Linked DNA regions of Homo sapiens: region 2 is linked to region 1. The links are chromatin contacts, found by Hi-C or POLR2A ChIA-PET in ENCODE. All regions are on one chromosome and are shown on one strand. Each heading gives the region's core, a stretch centred on a gene start or an enhancer-like site at or near the end of the contact. The rest is flanking DNA. Distances are from core to core; before and after follow the strand shown.

The links. A loop is a pair of places that touch in the nucleus more often than their neighbours do. ChIA-PET counts read pairs that join two places held with the same protein, here RNA polymerase II (POLR2A). Pooled maps may share reads with other maps.
Region 2: a loop to region 1 is called in a map of naive thymus-derived CD4-positive, alpha-beta T cell, with 3 times the contacts of the local background. The contact joins the enhancer-like site here to the promoter of UBA2 in region 1. A Hi-C loop is called at or near these places in 1 of 168 maps with a recorded cell type or tissue (naive thymus-derived CD4-positive, alpha-beta T cell), 2 of 37 single-sample maps with no recorded cell type and 8 of 50 pooled maps. POLR2A ChIA-PET finds 5 or more read pairs at or near these places in 4 of 52 experiments (HCT116, HEK293, WTC11 and 1 more).

What each region holds. Positions count from the first base shown.
Region 1 is chr19:34,426,441-34,431,596 of GRCh38, reverse strand. UBA2 (ubiquitin like modifier activating enzyme 2) reads right to left here and starts at 3,216. Exons shown (of 17, transcript NM_005499.3): 1 at 3,027-3,216; 2 at 938-1,021. The coding sequence starts at 3,164. It overlaps LOC124904695 (a long non-coding RNA gene), which reads left to right and starts at 3,233. Exons shown (of 2, transcript XR_007067232.1): 1 at 3,233-3,475. RefSeq lists silencers at 2,719-2,878, 2,949-3,058, 3,089-3,328.
Region 2 is chr19:34,267,569-34,272,724 of GRCh38, reverse strand. All of the region lies in intron 1 of GARRE1 (granule associated Rac and RHOG effector 1), which reads right to left. Among named protein-coding and RNA genes, the nearest start is that of GARRE1, 16 kb to the right of the region's middle. RefSeq lists an enhancer at 1,909-2,609. Within about 2 kb of position 2,589, at least 35 of the 41 ENCODE cell types and tissues checked have a DNase peak (open chromatin) inside an H3K27ac peak, as active enhancers do.

The sequences.
Region 1 (5,156 bases), core at 1,967-4,466:
ATACAACATGAAGTAACCAAGTGTCATTCATTCATTCACTTAACAAGTATTTACTGAGCATCTTGCATGTACCAGGAACTATACAACGTACATGTCAAGCAAGAGAGACATTAATCAAATAACAATCCAGATTAAGTTCAACTACAGACTCTGATAAATGCCATGAGAATGACAGGAAAAGGCCAGGCATGGTGGCTCATGCCTGTAATCCCAGCACTTGGGAGGCCAGTGTAGGAGGATCCCTTGAGGCCAGGAGTTCTAGGCTGCAGTAAGCCATGACCGCATCACTCCACTCCAGCCTGGGGCGACAGAGTGAGACCCTATCTCTAAAAAAAAAAAAAAAAAAAAAAAAGAAAAGAAAATGATAGGAAAAGTAAAGTAAAGGTTGTTATGAGAGAAAAACCAACCTGACTTAGTCTAAAAGGTTTAGGAAAGTACTCCTGGAGGAGGAAGCCAAAATATGAAAGAAAAAGAGAAACAAGTGGGGGTTTGCCAAACAGGTTGGGAGACAGGCAAAGGGAAAAGATGTTTTAAGACTCTGAATCACCAAGGAACACTAAAAAAACTAAACAAAGATCGGGGGAACTGTCTTGTTTCAACTAGGACAGCAGCATAACGCTCCTCTAGCCCCCAAACATAGCAGTAGTCAACCTCTAGGGGGTGTAGGAACACAAGGTGCATCCTAAGCAAAGCATCAGAAACTTAAATATAAAGAGGCCATGAAAGTTACACCATCACGGGATTATTTCCTTTTTAGAACAAAAAAGGAGGGCTTAATCTTTAGTCCTTTACTTGATATATCTTTATCCTTCACAATCTCTCAGCTGAAATGAGAGCTTCACCCATTTTTTCCCTCCTATATGACAGGCAGGATTAATCTGGTATCACAAATAGAAGCTCCATCAAGTTATAGAAATGGTATGAGAAATATAGTTACCTGTGCCTTTGATCTTCCAACATGTTTCTTTTGAAACAAAAACTGTCTGTTGAGGTTGCTTACATCAATAGTATCCAGATCAATCTACAAATGCATAAACCCCAGATAAATGACAAACGTTTACGTATGTTTGAGCTGTATCACTACTCTCAGCACCTGTAATCCAGAACTTTTGATATCTGCTACATTAGTGGAGAAAGCGTTTTTCGAATCGCCATACCAAAATTGTTAAACTGATAAAGAATAATTTAATGCATGTAAGAATCTAGATTTAATGTCAGAGATAAACTTCTCAAAAATACTTTGAAAGAATGGTATATTTTGTTTGTTTAATCATCCTGGAAAATATTTCAGGAAACTCCCTGGATGCCATAAAAATATGTGAATTCATTAAAACTATATGTGCTGTCGAGGTAAACACTAACTGAAAATATATTAACATATTTCTCTACACCGGGAGTGGTGGCTCATACCTGTAATCCCAACACTTTGGGAGGACAAAGTGAGAGAATCGCTTGAGCCCAGACCTTCAAGACCAGCCTAAGCAAAATAGTGAGACCCTGGTGGCTACAAGAAATAGAAAAAATAAAATTAGGTGGCACATGCCTGTAGTCACAGCTACTCGGGAGGCTGAGGTGGAGGATCACTGGAGCCTGGGAGGCGGAGGTTGCAGTGAGCCGAGATCGGGCCACTGCACTCTAGCCAGGGTGACAGGGCCAGACCCTGTCTCAAAAAATACTAAAGTATTTCTCTTTCAATCGAATTACTCTTTCAAGTACAAAATATTAAATTTAACTATGCCCTGTTCTTTTTCTTTGTTTTTTGAGACAGGGTCTCCCTCTGTTGCCCAGGCTGGAGTGCAGTGGTGCAAACACAGCTCACTGCAGCCTCGACCTCCCAGGCTCAAGCGATCCTCCTGACACAGCCTCCCGGGTAGCTGGGACCACAGGCGCACACCACCACGCCCCGCTAATTTTCTTTTTTTGTAGAGACGGGGTTTCTCTATGTTGCCCAGGTTCTGTTCTTTTTCTTAAATGATACATGGCAAACGTTTATTGAATTTTTGCTGCCTCCCTTAATTCAAGCCTTCATCCATACACAATTTCATTTACTATTAACCTGAGAACTGTGAAAGGAAACTTTTACACATGGTTAAAAAAGTATCATGTTTTAAGTTTTATCTAATTTTTGCTTAAATATATAATACATAAAGGAAAGAAACAATGACTCAGTCGGCCACCCGTACTTTTTTGTTCATTCCATGTTTCCACTAGCCCTTAAGACACTTTAAACTCACACCGAAGGGCCAGTAACATCTCCAATCTCTAAAAAGTTTGCATTAGTAGAAATAACGATTCAAAATAGCACTGGCTTGTCAACGTACACCAATGCAAAAGGCACAGTCCTAACGTCTTTAATGAAACAAGCGAGTGTACCGTCTACTGTGAGAGCAATGACAGTCACGCAGCCTGCGGGAGCCCTGCCACTCGCTCCGTGACCCAGGGTAAGTTACTCAACCCCATTGCGTCTCCCTTTCCTCATCTGTTAAAAATAAAGCAGGGTGGAAATAGCGTTTGCACTCCTCGGGTGGTATGAAGATGGTGCGCGTTCCGTGTGTAAACCCGCTCGTGACCAGCGCTCGGGACGCGTTGGTCGCTATCATTGCCATCCTCCGCCCCGCGTCGTTACTTCGGAGTTACGACAGGGACCTCAAAATTAAAGTCACAACATCCGCGAGGGACTCAATCCTCTCCCGCATCTCCTAACAGCCGGGAATTTGTTTTGAAGGGAGGATAAGAGGCGGCTTCACGCCCACGAAGCGCCACACATTGGCGCTGCCGGGGAGGCGGGGGCCCGCGGCCTCCTCGGCGTCCGGAGCCGGCCCAGCGAGCGGAGGCCCGCCCCGTGCCCAAAGAACAGTCTCCTCCCGCGGGGGGGGCACAACCCGAGCCTCTCAGCCTGCCCCCGCTCCGCAACTCCGGTCCCGGGCTCCGGGCCCTGAGCCTCAGAGCCCCTGGAGCCCCGGAACCCCCGAATCCCAGCCCCCGCACCACAGCCCGCCATTCACGCGCGCGCGCCCGGCCCTCACCAGGTCGATGTGGGAGAAACCGGTGAGCACGAGATTCTTGAGGAGCTCGCAGCCGATGCCGCCCGCCCCCACCACCAGCACCCGGCCCCCGGCCACCGCCTCAGCCAGCTCCCGGGGCAGCCCCCGCGACAGTGCCATGGCGGGACAACCACGAGCCGCGGCGGAGGCGGAGGCGGGAGAACCGAGCCGCGGCCGGAAGCGGGTGGGGGAAGGGCGGCCTGGTTTCCGCTCCTGCGCACTACAGCCTCCGGCAGACACAGGCAGGGCACATCGCGCCGGGGTGTGCTGCAGCCCGCGGGGACCGGCAGGCTCTTGCAAAGGGCTGGCGACCTCCAGCTGAGACCGGCGGTGTTATTCCCACACCAGCATAGGCCCGCCATCAGACCTAAAAAGTCTAAGGGTCGCCTTCTAGCCTGGGGTTTCAACTCCCAGCCAAGACTTCCTTACAGGTTAGAAAACTGATGTCCCTATACGTAAAGAGCTCTTACAAATTAACAAGTGTCACCCCCAAAAAAATATAGGCAAAGGATGTGAACAGGAAACTCACAAAAAATTGGACAATATGATCAATAAGCGTATTAAAATGTAAACCATAAAAGAATCGCTTGAACCCTGGAGGTGGAGGTTGCAGTGAACCAAGATCGCACCACTTCACTCCAGGCTGGGTAACAGAGCAAGACTCCGTCTCAAAAAAGAAAAAAATGTAAACCATGCAAAATGGTAAGATTTTCACCTGCCGGGCGCGGTGGCTTACGCCTGTAATCCCAGCACTTTGGGAGGCCGAGGCGGGTGGATCACGAGGTCAGGAGTTCTGAAACCAGCCTGACTAACATGGTGAAACCCCCATCTCTACTAAAAATACAAAAATTAGCCGGGCGTGGTGGCGTGCGCCTGTAATCCCAGCTACTCGGGAGGCTGAGGCAGGAGAATCGTTTGAACCCAGGAGGCAGAGGTTGCAGTGAGCCGAGATCGCGCCACTGCACTCCAGCCTGGGCAACAGACTCCGTCTCAAAAAAACAAACAAACAAACAAACAAAAAAAAACACCGAAACAGCTGGGGGTGGTGGCACAAGCCTGTAGCCCCAGCTACTCAGGAGGCTGAGGCAGGAGAATTGCTTGAACCCAGGAGGCGGAGGTTGCACCACTGCACTCCAGCCTGAGCAATACAGCGAGACTCTGTCTCAAAAAAAAAAAAAAGTTTTTCACCTACTAAACTGGTAGAAAGAAAAAATAAGTAACACTTATCAAGGGATTGGGAAACAAGCACTCCAACACACTCCAGGTAAAGATTCCAAAGCAAAGCTTCTCTAGAGGGCGTGGTGGCTTGCACCTGTAGTCCCAGCTACTCAGGAGGCTGAGGCAGGAGGATCACTTAAGCCTGAGAGGTCGAGGCTGCAGTGAGCTATGCCCTTACCACTGCACTCCAGCCTGAGAGACAGAGCAAGACCCTGTCTCGAAAAAAAAGAAAAAAAAACCCTAAAATTGTGCACAACTTTTGACTCATTCATTCCAATTCTAGGAAACTGTCCTGTAGCAGTTATCATTGATTTAAAATATATATAAATTTAGTTACAGGGATGGCCATCATGGGAATAAAAATTGGAAAATACAAGTGGCTAAAAATTGTATAAAGCTTTTGATGTATATTTAAAAAATAGAGCAATTATAAATTATGTTGTGGGAAAAATATTAATGGGAAAATGCTCCAAATATAATGTTAAATGCAAGAAACAAGCCCACCCCATGATCACCTAGGCCTCATTATCCTCATCTACGTAGGCAGAGCATGTCTGAACATGGCTGGGAGTGTTTTTATACTGCTGTTATGGGGCTGAAGGGAAGGGGTTGATCATGTTAAAAATAAAGAAAGGGGAAGACTGGAAGGCAGCTGGATAAAGGGACAGTCTCCAGAACGGAGTAAAGACCCCTTCCTGGGATACTGCAGGAGCAGAAGATGGGAGTGGGTGAGGGCGGGGACCTGGGCTGATGAACATGGGCAGGTCTAAACAGCCAGGGTCACAGAGCAAAAACCTCCAGCAGCTAGAGCAGGTTCAGTGGCTTGATCAGGTGCCAGAAACAGCATAGGAAGCACTGGAGTGCACGTGTCAGAGGTGTACACAAGAGGCTGAC
Region 2 (5,156 bases), core at 1,340-3,839, 160 kb after region 1:
ACCATGGCACTCTGCTTACCACTCCTAGAAGATGGTTAAGGCTTCCAGCTTCTTGGAACTGATGAGAAGCTGAGCTGGAGCAATGAAAAGTGACCTCTCTCTAGGAGATCATACTCCGTATCACTGCTGATGATTCCCAAATTCAACTCTCCAGTCAAGACCTCCCTCTCCAAGGACCAGACCCAGGAGACATCTCTGCAGGGTCTTCAAGTTTTACCCTTTCATGGCCAGGGCACGGTAGCTCACGCCTGTAATCCCAGCACTTTGGGAGGCCAAGGTGGGTGGATTACCTGAGGTCAGGAGTTTGAGACCAGCCTGACCAACATGGCAAAACCCTGTCTCTACTAAAAATACAAAAATTAGCCGGGCATGGTGGTGGGCGCCTGTGATCCCAGCTATCTGGGAATCACTTGAACCCAGGAGGCAGATGTTGCAGTGAGCCAAGATTGCATCACTGCACTCCAGCCTGGGCAACAGAGCAAGACTATGTTTCAAAAAAAGTTTTACCCTGTCACCTTTCTATTTCCCACTCCTCCTGCTATATTTACTGCCTTGCTTGGTCAAAGGCACAACCAACTTTTAACCCAAACTTAAGGTGTTATTCCAGATGGTCCCCGTCCTGTTGTCTAGCCTGTCCTTTCAATCCTGTCAATCCTGTTCACCACAGTGCCTCTTCTACAGCAACTGCTCCATAAATGTTACCTATTATTATTATATCCTAAATGTTTCTCATTTCCTCCTTACCCTTGCACTACTCAGCTTCCAAGGAAATTGACTTCCAGAGCAAGCAATATCAAGGCACAGAAGCTGACAGAATGCCTTCTATGAGGACAAGAAGCCAGCCTGCCAAAGGCTCAGGCCCTAGTTTTTTTGTTTTTGTTTTTGTTTTTGTTTTTGAGACTTGCTCCATGCCCCAGGCTAGAGCACAGTGGCACGATCATAGCTCACTGCAGCTTTGACCTCCCTCAAGTGAACCTCCCACCTCAGCCTCCTAAGTAGCTCAGCTAATTTTTATTTTTTGATTTTTTGTAGAGATGGGGTCTCTCTACATTGCCCAGGCTGGTCTCAAACTCCTGGGCTCAAGCAATCCTTCTGCCTCGGCTCCCAAAATGCTGGTACTACAGACATGAGCCACCGCGCCCAGCTCCTAGTTCTTTCAATGAAAGTGCACAGAAGGGGCCGGGCGTGGTGGCTCACACCTGTAATCCCAGCACTCTGGAAGGCCGAGGCGGGTGGATGACGAGGTCAGGAGATCGAGACCAGCCTGGCCAACATGGTGAAACCCTGTCTCTACTAAAAATACAAAAAGTTAGTTGGGTGTGGTGGCACACACCTGTAGTCCCAGCTACTAGGGAGGCTGAGACAGGAGAATCGCTTGAACCCGGGAGACAGAGGTTGCAGTGAGCCAAGATCACGCCACAGCACTCTAGCCTGGGCAACAGAGTGAGACTTCATCTAAAAAAAAAAAAAAAAAAAAAAGAAAGTGCACAGAAGGTATACCTGAACACTAGCTGAAGCTGATAGAGCACAGCATACTCTAAGTAGCAAACTAAGAATTATGAGAATGTCAGATATGAAAATAGAAACTAACAAATGGCTTTAATCCCAGGGAACCAAACATTCTACTTTATTCCATTTTATAAGTTAGTAATTAGTAATTCAATTCTTTAACACAGTGGTTCTCAACAAGTGGGGAAAAGTATAATTTTGTGTCCTTCTCTGCCCTACCAACATCTGGCAATGTCTAGAGATGTTTTGGTTGTCACCCTGGGCAAGTGCTAGTGGGTAGCATCCAGTGGGTAGAGGCCAGAAGTGCTGCTGAACATCCCATAATGCACAAGACAGCCCCTACAAAGAATTATCTACCCCAAAATGTCAACAGTGCAGCTCTTAAGAATCTCCGATAAACTAATGCTTTGAGCACCTTCCATATTCAAGTTAACTAATGTATAACAAGTTACTTCTTTCTGGGGAGATGATACAAACTTTCTCCATAAATTAAGCTATAACGGGTCCATAAGCTAAGAAGAGGCATCATCAAAAAAGAGACTGATAAATGCTAAATAAGTCGTTTAGAAAACAAATGCCATGGGTTCAGAGGAAGGAGGGTGCCATAGAGGCTGAGGCCCCCCTCAAAGATCTGAGAGAGCAGACTAGGCTCCTCAGCTCACTTCAAGCTGCCAGTCAAGGCCCTCTAGAGAGTAACCAGAATCCACCTCCCTATCCTTACCTGCAACAGGGCCTGTCCCTTCAACTTAACCTTCCCTCAAGCTGCAGAGGCCACAGGGCCACGACATTCCACCCACATTGTTACTGCTGAAAAAAGCCCTCACTTCCTTCACAAAAGTGCTGTCCTCCAACTAAACAGCAACCCCTGTCTCCACCCACAAGGCTGAGGACATGATGTCACCTCAACCCAATCACAAAATCATGTTCCTATGACTCCTAGAGGAAGAAGGTAGTGAAAAGATTAAGGTGGAAAATGCCTTAAATGGCTCAGGCCCTGAGGCCTTGTCCTCTGCCACCTAAAATCACTGCTTAGCAGCAGCCAGCCAGGAGCCGCCTCATTTCCTGTGCAACTGCGGTAAAAATAGGAAGTGGGGGAGGAAGTTCACAAAGCAGAAACAAAAGTAATCACTGCCTAGCTTCCTGAACACAAATCACCGAGCAGGGAGGGTATCATTAAAACATCAGAAGAGAAAGGCGGGCATGGAGAGCAAGGCCAGAGGAAAAGAAGTGACACTTTGGGGTGGGGTCCACCAAGCCCAGACTATTTCTGTGCCTGAGACACTGCTCCAAAAGGAAAACTGGACAAAACTGGACACTAGCCTATTCTACAGAAATGGCTTCCATGGAATTAATACTAAAGCATGTTCACTTGAAGACATGCAAAAACTGAACTGTTCTAGCAGAGTAAAAAATATCAATGAAAAGGTTTTAAGGAGGCCAAGATTAAACTATTTTTCTAGTCAAGAGGTAGCTACTAAAACAAAACAAAGGTCAGGTCTGGTGGCTCACACTGTAATCCTAACACTTCAGACGGCCAAGGCAGGAGGATCACTTGGGCCCAGGTGTTCATGGTTGCAGTGAGCTATGATCATGCCACTGCACTCCAGCCTGGGTAACACAGCAAGGGCCTCTCTCAAAATAAATAAATAAATACATAAATAGAAATAAATTTTAAAAACAAAACAAAAGAGCTACTATATAATTGATTGGTTGACAAAATCCGAAGCCCATGTTATCCTATACTGAGCTATGAAAACTCAGGCGGATAGGAAAAAAACTACTGAATAAACATTCTAATCAGTGCCAGAATCTATCACAAGTAAAAATAAAGAGGCTTCTACAACCATCCCCACCCCCAACACGGGTCAACCCTGTGAGGCTCCAGGCACCCAGGATGCAGTGGGAAAGGAGACAGATGCAGCACCGGCTCGCTACCAATCTCATGTGGGAACAACCTGCTTCCACGTGGTGATCCATGACCGCCTCTGGTACTGACATTTGCTCTGTAACAATTTACCACCACAAACCATGGCGTTCCTCTATGAAGCCAAAGCAACTTATCATTAGCGGTTCTGAAGAGCTTTTATATTTGGTAATCTACAAACAACTGATCATTTCATTTAAGCAGAAGAACAACTTTTCTAACCGCAAGGTCAACAGAGCCAAAATTTACTTTCAAAATAACAGAGGTTTTAAAAAAATAGGTCAAATGTGCTAAGTAGTAATATAGATAAAGAACAGGCTTAATTTTGTTTCATTTGAGGGGTGGCTTGTTGTTTTTGCTTTTATTTTTGGTGGGGAAGGAACAGGAAGATCAATGCGTAACTTTTTTTAAACAGTCACTACGTTAATAAGTAAAAAAGTAAATGAAACGGGTAGTAATCACCACATATTCAATTTCTTTTTTCTTTCTTCTTTTAAGAGACGGAGTCTCACTGTGTTGCCCAGGCCAGTCTCAAACTCCTGGACTCAAGCAACCCTCCCACCTCGACCTCCCAAAGTGCTGGGATTACAGGTGTGAGTCACTATACCTGGCCTCAATTTCATACAAAGAAAAATAGTGAACATTTAATGAAAAAAAAAAATCCAGTATTACTTGGTCCTGATGAGGACAGACCTAGCTGTCTGTCTGATTTTCTGGTAACAAATGGACTTAACTGTACTCTAAGACTGTTGTTTTAGTCTTCTTATGAAGTCAAAAGCTCACTCTCAAAACCTGCTGCCATCAAAACAAAACAAAACTAGTATTAGAACTCTTGAAGGAATTCTATTACAGGAACACTGTGAGCCAAAAAAAAAATCTTTGTTAAACAGAGATCTTCAAAGGAAGAAGAAACAACGAAAAAAGGGGCAAATCCCCGCCAAGGAAAGTTTTGTCTACAAACACATACAAACCACCACCTATCACCAAAGGATGAACAAAGCTGGCTCCTAAACTTCCGAAAAAGTTTGTTCAGGTAAAAGGAAGGTTTCATCTATCAACTAAAATAGTCTTGGACCATTAAAAATTTCTGCATCAAATGTGCCCAAGTACTATGAAAACATTTGTGACAACAAATTGTGTTGCTAGTGGAAATTCAAGTGTAAATCAGGGGGTGAAAATAATTTATTTCTAAGTAGATTTAAAAAAAAAAAAACACAAAGCACCACGTGCAGTGGTTCACGCCTCTAATCCCAGCACTTTGGGAGGCCAAGGCGGGTGGATCACGAGGTCAAGAGTTCGAGACCAGCCTGGCCAACATGGTGAAACCCCGTCTCTACTAAAAATACAAAAATTAGCCAGGTATGGTGGCAGGTGCCTGTAATCCCAGCTACTCAGGAGGCTGAGGCAGGAGAATTGCTTGAACCTGGGAGGCAGGGGTTGCAGTGAGCCAAGATTACCCCACTGCACTCCAGCCTGGGCAACAGAGCGAGACTCCATCAAAAAAAAAAAAACAAAAAAACCACAAAGCAATTATATAATTTATTCAAACCTAATTTGTTAAAAAAAAAAATCAACAGTCTACACCAGTTAGAAACCTGCGGTTTATTTTTGTTACAGTGTGGTACAATGTGCAAAAGCCCAGGTATCCAAAAAAAAGTTTTCAAAACTTCTAAAAAAAAGGTTGGATTACTGAAAACTAATTGTGTCCATTAGAAAGTTATTT